2 separate regions of the Mus musculus genome follow, and region 1 is linked to region 2. The links are chromatin loops, found by intact Hi-C in ENCODE. Cell type or tissue: left cerebral cortex. All regions are shown on one strand. Each heading gives the region's core, and the rest is flanking DNA. Links, peaks and the distances in the headings are about the cores only.

The links. Peaks named below come from ENCODE experiments on the same cell type or tissue, not always from the same donor. Only the 100,000 strongest peaks of a DNase experiment are listed, where the experiment ranks them.
Region 1: it touches region 2 in a loop (22-fold over the local background); 4 of 42 quality-filtered maps call a loop at or near these places.

The regions. Positions count from the first base shown.
Region 1 is chr12:98,798,733-98,806,705 of GRCm38, reverse strand. It overlaps Eml5 (echinoderm microtubule associated protein like 5), which reads left to right. Exons shown (of 44, transcript NM_001081191.1): 33 at 1,219-1,239; 34 at 4,249-4,422; 35 at 5,595-5,803; 36 at 7,758-7,915. It overlaps Gm35463 (a long non-coding RNA gene), which reads right to left and starts at 4,252. Exons shown (of 3, transcript XR_381823.4): 1 at 1,459-4,252. In left cerebral cortex, for the core only: no CTCF peak of the experiment used is centred there; DNase peaks (open chromatin) are centred at 3,975 and 4,229.
Region 2 is chr12:100,725,211-100,733,183 of GRCm38, reverse strand. It overlaps a transcript of Rps6ka5 not described here. Among named protein-coding and RNA genes, the nearest start is that of Rps6ka5, 4.1 kb to the right of the region's middle. In left cerebral cortex, for the core only: no CTCF peak of the experiment used is centred there; a DNase peak (open chromatin) is centred at 3,931.

The sequences.
Region 1 (7,973 bases), core at 3,002-5,501, 1.9 Mb after region 2:
GCAAGATACCACTTCAGCAAAGCTCACTCTGTGGGACCACTCTTGGGATTACTCACAGAGTATGGGTCAGGGGTTCCCTACAGGTCCTGTGGGGCCACACCTGACAGTCTTTATCTATCAGGGATGATGGTGTTTCCATGGCTGTATAGATGGAACCCCATCCCCTAGTCTCCCTCAGCCTAGATACTGTAGCCCCTCCATGAGGCCATGTGCAGTTAGGGCCTAGTTGCAGAGTGGCTGGTGTAGAGTGGCTGGATGCTCAGGTCTGGTCTCCTGGCCCTCTATGCCTCACTGTGAGGGGATCATGCCCAGCTGTGGTGATGTTTTGCAAGTGGGCACAGCTGAACACCCCAGTATGGCAGTTGTTTGGCTCAGATGATAGGGTATTCAAGTACTATACATACAGAAAGTCTTTAGTTACAATGAAGAAACCCTTTTACTTTCTGGGTTATTTAATAACCTTTTCTGCCATGTTCCTCAGAACCAATTCTTTCCTACAGGCACAGATGCATCAAACCTCCCACATGAACTTAGCAATGAGTTTTATAAACCCAAAAAGGTTCATATTATATTACTTGAAAATTATTATGATTAATTGTGATTAATTATGTATGGCTCAGGGTTTGTATTCCTGGACAAAGCATCATGACCAAGAAGCAAGTTGGGGAGGAAAGAGTTTATTCAGCTTACACTTCCATACTGCTGTTCATCACCAAGGAAGTCAGGACTGAAACTCAAGCAGGTCAGGAAGCAGGAGCTGATGCAGAGGCCATGGAGGGATGCTCTTTACTGGCTTGCTTCCCCTGGCTTGCTCAGCCTGCTCTCTTATAGAACCAAGACTACCAGCCCAGAGATGGTCCCACCCACAAGGGGCCTTTCCCCCTTGATCACTAATTGAGAAAATGCCTTACAGCTGGATCTCGTGGAGGCATTTCCTCAACTGAAACTCCTTTCTCTGTGATAACTCCAGCCTGTGTCAAGTTGACACAAAACCAGCCGTACATACACCCAAAGAAAGAATGAAAACTCATTCATAGGATGTTAATATATGTAGATAATGGAAGTGAGTGCCTTCTTTCAGTCCACTCAGTTCTGTATAGTAACCTAATTTTGTATAAAATTATTTAAATAACTTAAAAATTATGATTGTTTTATAAATTTACTGCTATTATCCGTATTATTATAAATAACTTTTTTTTTACTTATTCATGATTATAGGTGATTCTGCAGACATGTCAGGTAAGGAAAACTTTTTGCTTTAGTTATACAATGGTACATGCAAATATATTCCTCCTCTAAAAGTCCAAGCATGTTACTGCTCCACATACGGCTTATAGGATATTAATGACAAATAACATCATTTTTTAATCTTCAATAATAATCATATTTTTAAAAAATGGTGTGTGGACTGGGAAGATAGCTGAGTCAGTAAAATGCTTGCCTCACAAAGGTGAGTACCTGAGGTGAAGATCCTCTGTGAGAACACCAGGCATGCGGGCGCACACAATTCCCGGCAGGAGGACGAACCCTGGGGTTTGCTCCTCAGACAGCAAAGCCAATGGGAAAGCTCCAGTGTCAAAAATAAGGTGGACAGTACCTGCAGAAGAGGGAAGCCACGTCACCCTCTAGCCTCCACACACAAGTACACATGTGTATCCCTACACATGTGCGCGCGCGCACACACACACACACACACACACACACACACACACACACAGAGTAATAAGTGTTTTGACCTCTAAAGTGTGCCTGGAGCTATTCTGAAGATTTTTCTTCCATCACATATAGTCATCACACAAATTGTTGTCACTAACCTGCTAATATATAGCTAGTACAAAATGTATTAATTTATAAGCTATTTCTGTTGTTGAACACATAGCAATAAATCACACACATGTTTAAAAGTAATTTTTATAACTAATTTGACCATGGCTTCATGAACTTAAGAAAGCAATTAAATTAATATATTTCTATTTTTATATGTCCATTGTTTTCATATACTGTAATATATCTATGCTTTTCAACTATACTTTCATTTTTGTAATACATTAAGTATTAGCAATTTAGTAAGAAAACCTTCCCCAGAGATTTCTGTCCTGTGCTCCTCATTAGAGAGCAGTATGCTTCTATGCTTGACTACTCTGCTAATTAACACACTGCCGCCGCCCTTGGGCCAAGTGCAGCCCAGCACTTGCTTTGTATAGCACATGAGCTGAAGATGGTTGTTTTCTTTTGTTTCTTTTTCTTAGTTAAACCAGTTTGAAAAGTTGAGAAAAAAAAATCAGAAAACTCATGATAACAAAAATCATATGGAATTCAAACTTCTGTATCCATAAATAAAGCATTATTGGGCACAGCCGTGCTCTGCAGGACATCACAGTAGCTTTGGTAATATCTTGGCACAGTGGAGTGGTTACATCCATCTCTCTCTGAGACTAGATAGGACATTTCAGCACTGTGCACAAGTATAGTTCCACAGTGGGATTTCACAGATCATAAGCACTAGAGGCCTGTTGTATAGCATTTTATAGAAGTAACTTTATGGGGGGTTCTGCCCCACTCTAGCATACATAGCTCCCAAATAAAAGACAGAAACCTGGTATTTTTATTAACAAGCTATAAGCCTAAACTGGGCAGGTTCTGAGCTATTCTAACCCACATCTCAGCCACAGGCCCAGTGTTACTTGCCAACTGGCTCTTACTTTGTTTGTTCTGCTCCATGTGTGTCCTCAGGGAGGTTTTCTCTTGGCCATGTGCTCATGGTCCATCCTCATGGTCCATCCTGCCTCCTGGAGACCTCCTCCTTCCCCTACCTTCTTCCTTCTCCCGTGGTATTTAATTTATCAAATAATTGTGATAATTTTCCCTCCCCTGCTTTTTTAAGGCAAGAGCTGATATATCTAAGGCTAGCCTTACATTCCCTATACATACAAGGGTGACTTTGGAGCTCTCATTCTCTTGTCCACACCTGAGTCCTCCGAATATAGAAAGAAGTATGCCAGCACACCTGGTTTTTACATCATCCTGGGAGTCAGAATCTATGCTGTATGCATACTAGGCAAGCACTCTACCAACTGACGTAAATTCCAGTCCCCAGAGTTCTCACATATAAGTAATTCATTTTATTATTGGTAAAACTTTTATATATCCATGCTTTACAGTTGGATAAACCGAACAAAAGCTCCGTCTCTCTCATTTAACTGCTTTATTTGAAGGGTTCTTAGATTTATCATGGTGTAAAATGTCCAAGTTTATCAGGATTTATTTTTTAAAGACCAGAATTTCCTCCTGTATCAAATAATTCCAGGAAGCTTATCTTCTGTAATGTTTTTCCATCTTCACAGTTTATAATTTGAGCAAATGACTTTAGTGTGTTGAGTGTTTTCATAAGAGGGCTTATATCCTGAGTCTGAATTAGCTGCTGAGTTAACTTAATTTTTAGGGTATACATTGAAAAGAAGTTAATACAAAACTAACCTATGACATTTTACTTTAGAAAATAAGAGAAGCAGGGAGACGGAGTTCAGTAGTGAGCACTTCCTCAGCAAGCATGAAGCCCTCGCTCATTCCCCAGGAAGGGCAGGAAGGGATGCAGAGGGACTTAAGGAGCTGCAGATAAGGCCCTTTAAGAGGATCGGCATTATCTATGCAGTGCTGTAGTGATTTCAAGTGTGTGTAGCCTTTTCCCAGATTCCCATCTATGTAGTTAAATTTCCCATGGACATGATGCGTTCGTCTGGTCTGCCATTTGCTGCCTGTTGGTTGCATGTGCTTTGCATTGCTTTCCGAGGATATCAGTGTTGTTTACTTGTGTGCATCATGTGCATCATGTGCATTGTGTTAAGTGTGTGTAGTTTCCATAGAACCTCTATGAAGACTGAAAAATGTAAAACTGAATTTCCCCACTCCAGAGCCTTGCATTACTAAGCCTGTGGTCTCCCACTGACATCTGCCTCCTGTACTTATGCCCACAGCTTGCTTTGACAAACTCTGAATATTGCCTGTTTTCTTTCTCTAAATGCTCTTTTCTTGAGAGTGCCATTTATAATGTATCCTGAAGGATTCTGTATTTTTTCCCCTTTCCTTTTCTTTTTATTTCCTTTTTTAAAATTTAGCTTCAGTTTTGAGCTATTATAAACTACATCCCTTTAGCACATAACTGTCTCCATATTCTGAGGTGGGTGTATGCTGGGTTCAGAAGTGGAAACGTGGAGATGGTTGTAACTCTTAGATTTTATCTTTGTGCAGCTACAGCCCCATCTGTCCACATCTGGGATGCAGTGAACAAGCAGACGTTGTCTATACTAAGATGCTCCCACTCAAAGGGTGTGTGTTCTGTCAGCTTCAGTGCTACTGGGAAGCTGCTGCTGTCTGTAGGGCTAGACCCCGAGCACACTGTAACCATTTGGAGATGGCAGGAAGGTAGGATGCTTTTCACTTATGTAATTAACAACAACAACAACAAACCACAAGAATATTAGGCAATATGGAAGCTGCCTTTTAGCATTTGTCTTAAATTGGTGATTGAAACCATTTTGGTTCTAGTCCTATAAAACACATAGCACACAATTAGCAGCACTGTATGTGACCCCTTTAAAAAGCCCTGTAGCCATAAACTCAGAAAACATGAAACAGTGAAGCCCATTTTGTATTTAGAATTACTTGCTATGATTTCCCTTTGGTAAGAAACCATGTCTGTGTTTTTGCTAATACTTTGTTTAGTTCTGAGTTATTTTAATAAAAAATGAAGATTTCCAGGCATGGGGGCACTTGCCTGTAATCCTAACCCTCAAGGGGATGAGGCAAGAGGATTGCCATGAATTTGAAGCCAGCCTGGGCTACATATCAAATTCAAGAAAACCTAAAATATAATTGAGGCCCTGTCTTTAAAACTGTACTAATATCCAGCCTAGAGCCTGGCACATGCTACATGGGTAATCTGCCACTGAACTACATCCTTTATCCATAAAAAGATACACACATACATGTAAACACTCACACATATACACACCCGTGAACATATAAAACACATATACACACACCCTACATATACACATAGCACATACTGCATAGATGACCTGTTTCAGAACCACATCCCGTACCTGTAAAAAGATACAAACATACACATCTGCACATATGACACACACTACACAGGTTGGCCTGCCACTGGCCTTTATCCCTTAAATGATGAAAAGATGCACTGTGTAGCCCTGACTGCCCTGGAATTCACTGCATACATACTACCTGGCTTCAGATTCACAAAGATCCACTTGCTTCTATCTCCCCAGAGTGCCAGGATTTGGAATGGAAACCCAATAAAATAAATTCCCTGACACACTCTAGACAGAACACTTAATTTCTATGAGAAATTAATGGAGCCATATAGAAAAATGTATGGTCCTTAAAATGTCCTCTAAATTGTCACAGAATAGCCCATTAAATATATCACTATGAACATGTATATACTGTGATTATAGGCCATGTGATTGTTAAGTAATTGTTTTAAACTATGCAATTTGAGGAAACTGTTAAGTCTGTTAATTAGCTTACTTCTTATACTAACCTGGAAAATTTTGTTGTGTCTTCTGTACCAGGGGCCAAAATTGCCAGCAGAGGTGGGCACAACCAACGTATTTTTGTAGCAGAATTTCGACCAGATTCAGATACCCAGTTTGTCTCTGTGGGTATAAAGCACGTGAAGTTCTGGACCCTGGCAGGAAGGGCTCTTCTCAGCAAAAAGGGACTTCTGAGCAGCCTGGAGGATGCCCGGATGCAGACGATGCTTGCTGTTGCATTTGGTGCAGTATGTCTGTTAAAGTGCTGTGTGATGGTGTGATCTTGAATTTGTCTTACTGTGTATTCATAAACAGCATTAATACTGACTGGGAACTGTAACCCGACAGTCATTACAAGTCCCTGTCAAGGACATAAATCATCTCTTTAAAAGTCTGATCCTTTAACCATTAAGGTGTGGCAGAAAGTGAATGAGGTCATTACTGCAGTGTTGGCATCCTTGGATCATTCCTATTCTCCAAGGCTTCATTGGCTGTGTGCTTGTCACCACTGCAAGCGACAAAGCTGAGCCTCCTAGTGCTTCCTCCTGCACCTCACGTGTGTTATCGGCAAAGAAGGGGAAGTGAAAAACCACATCCAGGTGGTTTCAGGGCAGATTTGGATGTAAAGTGTCCTTTGCTCTGTCACTGGGACCTGTTCATCTTGTGGTTGGAAGTGCTCTGGGCCACTGTCCCTTTCAGGGGAGCACAGTCCCTGCCTTAGTGGAGGAGTCAAGAGCCTCTTGCTTTCTGTCATTCCATCCACCTGTGTCTGACGATTATAATCGCATCTCTCTCCTTTAATACCCTGCCCTGGCTAGGCTTTTCAAACTCTTTGGTTCCACAGAAAACTAAGTGGACTTTTAAAAAATATGTGGGCATTATATATTAAGAAAGAAAGTTACACGGTTAGAACAGTTGAACACAATTTTTAAAAAACTAACAATATCAAACAAATGGAACCTCTTGTATATTTTTATATTTGTATATTTTGTATATTTTTTTTCTGGAGCAATCACTTGTTTCCAGAAAAAAATCCCATGTTGGAAAGACCCTGGCATTTGATCTGCCCATGCAGATGAACTTTCTTCATTTACTTTGTACCCAAGTGTCCATTTTTGGTCAAAATAAATTAGCAAACAAGCTTGACAGCTAATACAGGGGGTGGGGGAGGAGTAGCTTTTTAATATGCAAGACAGCAGTGTGGACAGAATGTCTCCTCACAAGATAAGTCTGTGTTCAGCACTTCTCAACTGCTGTAAGTACACATGAGAACAGAACCCTGCAGACAAACTTACGAGGAGCCATGTGAGGAGAAAAGGAGGAAGCACGCTGATGTTCACAGCTGAAGCATACTCTGACTGTAGCAAGGCACCAAATAATGACTTCCTACATCTGCAGGAGTTAGTGAGGTCTCTAACTTCACTGTAAGGAGATTTACTTTCTATAAAGAAAATCCTTAAATAAGGGGGGGTGTGCTGGAGAGATGGATGACTCAGTGGTTAAGAGCATCAACTGCTCTTCCAAAGGTCCTGAGTTCAATTCCCAGCAACCACATGGTGGCTCACAACCATCTGTAATGGGATCTGATGCCCTCTTCTGGTGTGTTTGAAGTCAGCTACAGTGTACTCACATAAATAAATCAAATCTTTAGAAAGGGAGGGAGGGAAGGAAGGAAGGAAGGGAGGAAGGAAGGAAGGAAGGAAGGAAGGAAGGAAGGAAGGAAGGAAAGAAGGGAGTGAGGGAGGAAGGGAGAGAGGAGAGAAAAGAAAAGAAGAGAAAAGAAAAGAGAAAAAAGAAAAAAAGAGAAAAGAAAAGAAAATCCTTACCAAGCTCATGTTATTTTCATCCCTATCTCTATCTGCCCCTTGTTTTTACTCCTAGTGTTTGGTGACCTTTGACTTAGTTACTGGACAGCCAAAGGCACCTATCAAAAGAGCAGTGCAAGCCAGATCTACAGTATTTTAGGAGAGATTTACCCAGGGCTAATCTCACTACTAAAGGACAGACTTGAGAAAGGGAAGAGCCTCCCGGAGCTAGGCCTCACTTCAGCCTCCTGCCCTGGGTCGTGTCTCCCAGCACCTGTTGCATGTGCTTTGTCAAAGCAGGTGACCTAGCATTCCACCCACATAGAGGATGACATCTGTGCGAGCTCTCTTTGAACTTTTGATGAGTTTGTCTCCCCCCTTCCCCACTCCTTTTCAGAATAACTTGACGTTTACAGGTACCATCAGTGGTGATGTCTGTGTGTGGAAAGATCACATATTGTGCAGAGTGGTGGCTAGAGCGCACAATGGGCCTGTGTTTGCCATGTACACCACCCTGCGAGACGGACTGATTGTGACCGGTGGCAAGGAAAGGCCGTGAGTCCCTTTTCATATCCTAGCTGTTTACACATTTGCTATCTACCCAAGGCTTAGT
Region 2 (7,973 bases), core at 2,616-5,115:
TCGGCTGAGAGTGGGAGACCTTCAGCCTGAATCTGACACCTATTCACTGAGTGGCCCTCTGTATCCTGTACTTAGTCCCTTAAACTGCTTGGATCAATATTGCACAATAAAGATCTGACAGGTTCAAAAGAGCATTAAGATCAGATAGCGTAGTTTTTGCCTTCTTTTCCCGGTCTCACGATGTATATATAACACTATGAAGGCAAGGTTGGTGTCCAACTCCCTGGGCTGTTGTTGGCAGAGTTAAGGGACAGTGTGATATATTTTACTTTGCATTATTGTGACCCAAGCCTACAAGAAACACCTTATAGGAGTAAAGATGCACTGCAGTTCATAATTTCAGTCCGTCATGGCAGAGAAAGCATGGCAGAATGGCTTGGTTCATGGCAGTAGGAGTGTGTATTGGAGACTGTTCCCATGGCAGCGGACCAGGAAGCAGAGAGGAGGGCAAGGACCGGGGTGGGGCTTATTTTCAAAGGCTTTGTTTATCATCCCAGAGCAGTGGTTCCCCACCTTCCTAATGCTGTGACCCTTTAATACAGTTCTTCATGTTGTGGTGACCCCAACCATAACATTATTTTTGTTGCTACTTCATAACTGTAATATTGCTGCTGCTATGAATCATGATGCAAATATCGGTGTTTTCAGATGGTCTTAGGCAACCCTGTAAAAGAGATGTATGACTCCCAAAGGGGTCGAGACCCACAGGTTGAGAACCACTGTCCTAAGGGTTCCACAGCTTCTCTGTAAAAGAAACACACTGGGGAGCAAGCATTTAGGAACGTGAGTCTCTGGGGACATTTCAGAGTTAAGCTATTACATCTAACACAATGAATCTAGGCATTGCCCAAATCCCAGAGTGAGGAGCTTCTTGCTTTTATTACTTGAGAGAGGAGATTCATCAAGTTGTAGTGGCTCACAGCAGGTCAAGCCTCTCATAGTCTTCAGCCCCTGTGCTAATAAAAGGAATGTAGCTGAAATCTATGAAGCTACGTGGAATGGTACCATAGATGCCTGCTCATAACTCAGAGGTTGAGTAAAGATGTCTACTCCCCAAGCAGAGGAAAAGCCAATGTTAAAAGAAAATGAACACATCCAAGCTTTCTTCTTGATTCTTCTCAGCTTTAGCAGGAACCTCACTTCCCCTAAACTTTCACTTTCCAAATGTGTTGTGAACAGAACCCGCATGCTGCACGTACCCATCTCTTAGGGCAGTTATGGCTTCCTCACTTCTAATTGCTACATACAGCCCAAAGTGTATTCATTATCTCCATTTTTCAAAAATTTCCTCCTTTGGCTTCTTACTGTCACTCTTGCCTTGATCCAGTCAGTTAAATTAGCCATTTTATTCAGTGTTTTCAGCCTATGCTGCAGTTGATCTTGTGCAATGTGTATTCAGATGCTGAGTTTTGACCCAAGATCCATCCCAAGATTAGGTTGCAGTCTGGACATGGGCATCGTACTGACCAATGTGCTGTAAAGAATGCTCCGCACTAACCTCTGATTGGATAAGAAAAGGCTATGACTGCAAAGGAGAGAGGAAGGTGCGACTTGAGACTGAGTAGGGAGATCTCAGGTATGGACCACGGGAGAAGGAAGAAGGTAGGGGAAGGAGGAGGTCTCCAGGAGGCAGGATGAACCATGAGGATGGACCATGAGCACATGGCCAAGAGAAAAACCTCCCTGAGGACACACATGGAACAGAACAAACAAAGTAAGAATCAGTTGGCAAGTAACACTGGGCCTGTGGCTGAGATGTGGGTTAGAATAGTTCAGAACCTGCCCAGTTTAGGCTTATAGCTTGTTAATAAAAATACCAGGTTTCTGTGTCTCTTATTCGGGAACTATATGGGCTAGAGTGGGGTAGATCCCTCCCCAAATTACATATGTAAGTCTGGCTTTATGATGGCTTTCCTTATACGATCTAATAGTGATACCACTTCTGGAAAGCTGCTAGTTTTTCAAAATTCCACTGGTTCTTATTTATCAGCCTCTAATGGAAAGACTGTACAACATAGCTGTGCCTTGCAACCCAGATGTACATTATATTTACTTGGGGAGCAGCTTTAGGAAACCCCAAAAGTTCAGGCCTCGTCCAGGGCTAATTATTCAAGTATTTATATTCTCCTCTCTCAAAGGTGTTTCAAGTGGGGATCCCATGATGCAGTTGGGTTTGGAGGATCCCCTCTGCATCTATGTTAGCACCAACTCCTGAACCACATCTATCCTTTTCCCTGAGGTGAGCCCCATTCACTCCATCTTCCATAGCCTTTGTTTCTCACTTAGGCTCTGGGGTCATTCATTTGGGCCAGGTTGTTGCCCAATTGCTGACCTCTAACCCCAAGGGAAATTACATTGCTAGAGAAAGACACGCAGTGGTGATCAGGGTGTCTAACTCCATCTGAGACCCCAGTGCTAGTCAGCAGTGATCAAAGCTGCTTCGCTGCATCTATTGCTCTCAGTGGCTGTTTCAAAGTGCTCCCAGCTCCCCCAAGTCCCTAACGCACCCCTTCCATCCTCTCTTGTCATCCACCACAGTGTTGGGTAGTACACAGTGTTGGGTATGAAAGGTGGTACACAGTGTTGGGTATGAAAGGTGGTATACATCCTTATTGCTAATCTTGGTTAATTGTGCAACTCTTCTGCAATTTTATATTATCTAGAAGTCAGTAAACTATGCAGATCTGGTGTGTGGGTAAAACCCTTGTTGCACTAGCGTGAGGGCGTGAGCTCAGAGTCCCAGAGCTCAGGCTCACATTAATGTTCCCAGTGTACCTATGGCAAAATGGGAGGCAGAGACAAGAAAATCCCTGGAAACTCATGGGCCAGCAAGGCTAGCTATCCACCACAGTGACAAAAATACCCTGCCTCTGACTAGGTACAAAATAAGGACTAGGACATAAAGGGGTCGGAGTACAATTTCAGGAGTTGGTCCTCATTTTCCACCTAGTTGGAGGCAGAGGACATCCAGGGATAAGGAACTGGCACACTTGTATAGAGCACACTACCTCAGTAAGCCAGGCCACCAGCTTGCCTGTGAATAACAACTGTATGACCAATAGGGGGTTGGAGGACAATTTCAGGTGTCACACAGACAGACAGACAGACAGACAGACACACACATCATATAAACATACCATACACACTACACACATACATACACACACCATATACACACTACACACACACATACATACATACATGCACACACACACACACACACACACACACACACACACACTCTACACACATACAGTGAAATAACTTTTTAAAAACACTATCCCAATTATATCATTCTCCACTTTAAATCCCTTTCATGGATAAATCTCATAAATATTAATAAGGCCAGGCATATACCTTGTGATTATGTCTTTGCATACATCTCATAGCAAGCTCCTGGTTATGGTAATAAAAGCTCCACTGGCTTTCTCTTGGTCTCTCAAGTGCAACAGGTTCTTTATCTGTCTTGGAACATCATCTGAAAACTCTCTTCCCCTGAACAATGCCCCTGTGAAATAGTGTAGGGTACATAACACTTTTGTCGTGGACCATCCTGCCACCTCAGTAGCTTGTACTTAAAAGACTTATTGCAGGTCAGGTGGTTTTGCTTCCAGAAAGAACTCAGTCCAGGAGTCTTCCAAAACGAAGTGCCTCCGTATTCAAAATGTGGCTTGTTGTGCATGGTGGCACGTGCCTTTGATCCCAGTATTCGGGAGGCAGAGGCAGGCAGATCTGTGAGAGTTTCGACCAGCCTTGTTTACAGAGTGAGTTCCAGGAGAGCCACAGCTATAGAGTGAGACCCTGTCTCAACAACAAAATGAGAGAGGTGTGTAGAGCGGGGCGGGAGGAGGGGAAGCTTTCGTGGTTGCTGCAGAAGGCAAAAGCTAGTGTGGGAAACTGCAACCGCGCATGGGGTGACTTGGCTAGTTTTGAAAGTGTCTGGCCGTGTCTGCCCACTGGCCAACTGTCATAAGAACCAAGCTACAAAAGGACTGAAAAAAGAAAAAAGTTCTTCCTGTTTGCCCAAGAAGAGGAAATGAGATTGGCGCGCATTAGGACAGTTTTTTTTTTTTTCAAAGTTCTGGTTAATCTTATGCATCTTTAAAGATTCTGAATAAAAAAAAAAAATACTTCCATACAAAGGCTTTCCAGCAACTCTAACCTAAACAGGCACTCCTGATGCATCCCATTATAGCACGTTGATATACATTTTCAGTGTGAGCAAAATGAAAAGCTTGCAGTTTCTTTATGTAGAATCACCTAGAATTTATTTCCATTCCTAAACTGTAATCTCAATAAGGAACAAGGATGGCATCTGTCTTGTGTGCACTGTGCCCTTGACACCTACCACAGTAATTGGCACATAATGGGAATGAAAGTTGTTGCACGAACAAATGAACAATTGCACACAGCTGTTGATCAGCTCTGCATAGCGCTGCTAAGTATGAAGTCACAGTGTAGCAGAACAGGCATGCCAGGCAGGTTCACCCAGGGAGCTGTGGGGCACCGATCTAATGGGGGCACCTAGATGTCTCCACTCTCTCTTTTTCTCTCTCTCTTCCTTTCTTCCTTTCTTTCTTTCTTTCTTCCTTCCTTTCTTTCTTTCTTTCTTTCTTTCTTTCCTTTCTTTCTTCCTTCCTTCCTCCCTTCCTTTCTTCCTCCCTCCCTCCCTCCCTCCCTTCTTTCTTTCTTTCTTTCTTCCTTCTTTCTTTCTTTCTTTCTTTCTTTCTTTCTTTCTTTCTTTCCTTTCTTTCTTCCTTCCTTCCTTCCTTCCTTCCTCCCTTCCTTTCTTCCTCCCTCCCTCCCTCCCTTCTTTCTTTCTTCCTTCCTTCCTTCCTTCCTTCCTTACTTCCTTCCTTCCTTCCTTCCTTCCTCCTTCCTTCCTTCCTTTCTTTCCTTCTTTCTTTCTTGATTTATTTATTATATGTAAGTACATTGTAGCTGTCTTCAGATACCTCAGAATAGTGTAGCCTCCCCCAGCCTGAAGCTGTACAGACCTTGTCAACACTGAGGTGGGGCCACCTGCAGTGCTGCTTTCGGACTTGGCTGGCTTCTTTTGAAGTGACAATTGCCCTGAGATTCTGCTACCTGCTGAGAGGCTGAACATGTCTTCCGGAGAGGTTCTTGAGGTAGCTGACTACCTGTGAAATTGGCGACTTACTGCTAATGGCTCTGCTCTGGCGGACTAGTGCTAACAACTTGGCAACAAAACAGCGCAGACTGCTAATAAACACTGAGCCTTGAACAGGGAATCATCTTGGCTCCATTATTTCTCTCGACCGGCTAGTTTCTCTCTTTCAGCTCCAGCCTGCTTCCCCGGTGTACGGTACCGGGTCCTTGTAAGCCTCGGGCCAGCTTGCTACAGAATAGGACATCAGATCTCATTTAGGATGTTTGTGAGCCACCATGTGGTTGCTGGGATTTGAACTCAGGACCTTCGGAAGAGCAATCAGTGCTCTTCACGGCTGATCCATCTCTCCAGCCCCTTCAGGTACTTTGGTACAAAAATCTGCCAACTATGGAGACTACCAAATATAGACCACTTTCTACTTTTTAAAGGCCCATGAGCTAAGGATGGGTTTTGCATATTTCAATGTTTGAAAAGATATTAAAACAATAATATATTATGGCATGTGAAATTCAAATTCCAATATCCATTAAGACATCTTAGGGGAACACAGCCATTTGTTATTGTCTTTCTGTTTTCTATTGACCACTTTCCAGAAAAATTGAGTAGTTATAAATGAGAGTCTACGGCTCACACAGCCTTGGATTTGCTATCTGTCCTCTAACAGGAAGATAGTTTGCCCATTCTTCATCTAATCCATGTGCAATTTAGAAGATCATTTTTGCATTGTTTATGCTCGTCTTTTCTTTTCTCATTATCACCTACTTCCGCTACAGAAATTAAGCTGTCAGTGCTACACTTGCAATACATTCTTTCCCAGTGAGTCCTCTCTTCCCGTCAGCCTCATGGGATTCGACAAGTTATAAGAGAGTGACTTTGCTGTTCTAACTAGTGTAGGGGACTTCATTACTAAATAACTTCTGTGCCTCAGTGTAACATTTACGATCCCTCATTGTCTTAAGGACACGGTTCATCTTCATTCTCAGTTTGCCCGGATTTGGAACCACCTGGGAGACACACCTGTGGGTGTCTCTTTAATGGCATCTCCAGGGAGGCTTAACAGGGAAGATCCACCCTAGCTGTGCTGGGTGTCCTGGATTTAATAGAAAGGAGACTGCTGAGTACCACAGTTTAGCGCTGTCTGCTTCTGACCACAGACACAACTTGACCAAGTGGTCTCCTGTTCCTCCATCTTCCCGCCTCCATGATACACTCTATCCTTAAAATGTAAGTCACTCCCCGACCCTGCCCAGGTCTTTCTTTTTTCTCTTTTGAGTGTTTTTAAGAAAAGGTTTCTCTGTGTAGCCCTGACTATCCTAGAACTCGATATGTAGACAAGGCTGGCTTTGAATTCACAGAGATCTGCCTGCCTCTGCCTCCTGAGTGCTGGGATTAAAGGTCAGTGCCACCACACCTGTTCTTTCTTTAGAATGCTTCTGTCAGGTGTTTTTGTTTTGTTTTGGGTTTTTTTGTTTTGGTTTTTTTTTTTGTTTGTTTGTTTTGTTTTTTTGTTTTTTTTTTTCCAAGAAGGAAAATAAAGATACACTCATCTTTCCTATACAGCTGTTTCCCTTACACTTCATTTAGCCTACCTGTTACTTAGGTCACCAGCATTTGATCTCCTCTAGACCTAGGCTCACAGCTTACCTCTGTGTGAAATGTCTCCAGTTTTGTCTTACTTGCCCTTTAAATTGGCTATCCAGATTTTCTCCTTGCCCTAAAAGCCTTGAGAATAATCGTTGCCATCTGTGCCATTCTCTAATGCTTAATACTGGTTCACAGTTTTGTTTAAATTCTTTATAGTTTCCTGTGCCTGTATACAAGTTGCCCATCTCTCGAGTTCCGTTAATAGCTTTTCAGGAGCAGAAATTGAATCTTATTTTATGATTCACCACACTCTTTGAGTTTCTTAAACATGAAAAATTGGGATGAGGATGTAGTTTAACTGGTAGACTGCTCGCCTAGCATTCATAAAGCTGGAGAGTTCAATCTCCCGCATGTCATAAGCAAGGCATGGTGGCACATACTGCGAATTCCAGCACTGGGAGGTGGTGCTAGACGTACCAGGGGGTCAAGGCTAGGCTGAGCTACACTCCCCACCTCCACAAGTTATTATTTCAGATTTCTCATCCGGAGCCAGAACCTTGACTTTTTGTGTATAGGAGCTACCTGTATTTAATTTTTAAACGTAATTTAGTTTTGCCTTGTGTGAGCGATACATGCCCTTAATTAAAGCTTGTGTGGAGGTCGGAGGTCAACATGTTAGTTCTTTTTCATTATATGGGAACTGCACTGTGGTTGTCCACGTCTGGCCGCAAGCACTTTTACCCACGGAACCATCTTGCCGGCTCCTACCTGTATTTAAACACAAAATTCATTTAATTTATTTAGTGCTACAGAGAATAGTATCATTCGAAGACATGCCATCTTCCAGACAGTCACACATTTGTGGGCCGTTCCCTAGGACCCTCAGACGCGCGCGAGCGCAAACACGTGGGTGACAAGTGCTTCCCTCCAGGACCCTCCTTTGTCCACTGTGATTGGCGGACCAAGCGGTCCAATCGTCTTTCCCCGCCTCTTTCCGCAGTAGCCAATCAGAGGTCCGGAGCGCCTCCTGACTACTAGATACTGTTTACTAACAGATCGAAGCTGGGAATAAGGGGTGTGACCATTCTGGGGAGGTCAGGAGAGGGAAGGCCTGCCTGCGCGTGCGCACCAAAGCGAGTAGGTGGGGCATTCCGTGGGTCTTGCCAATCGGAGCGTTCGCGCTCCTCCCTCTCCTGCCTCCCCGCCAAGCAACAACAATTCGAGCAGCGGGGCGGGGCGGCTCCTGAAACGTCAGGAC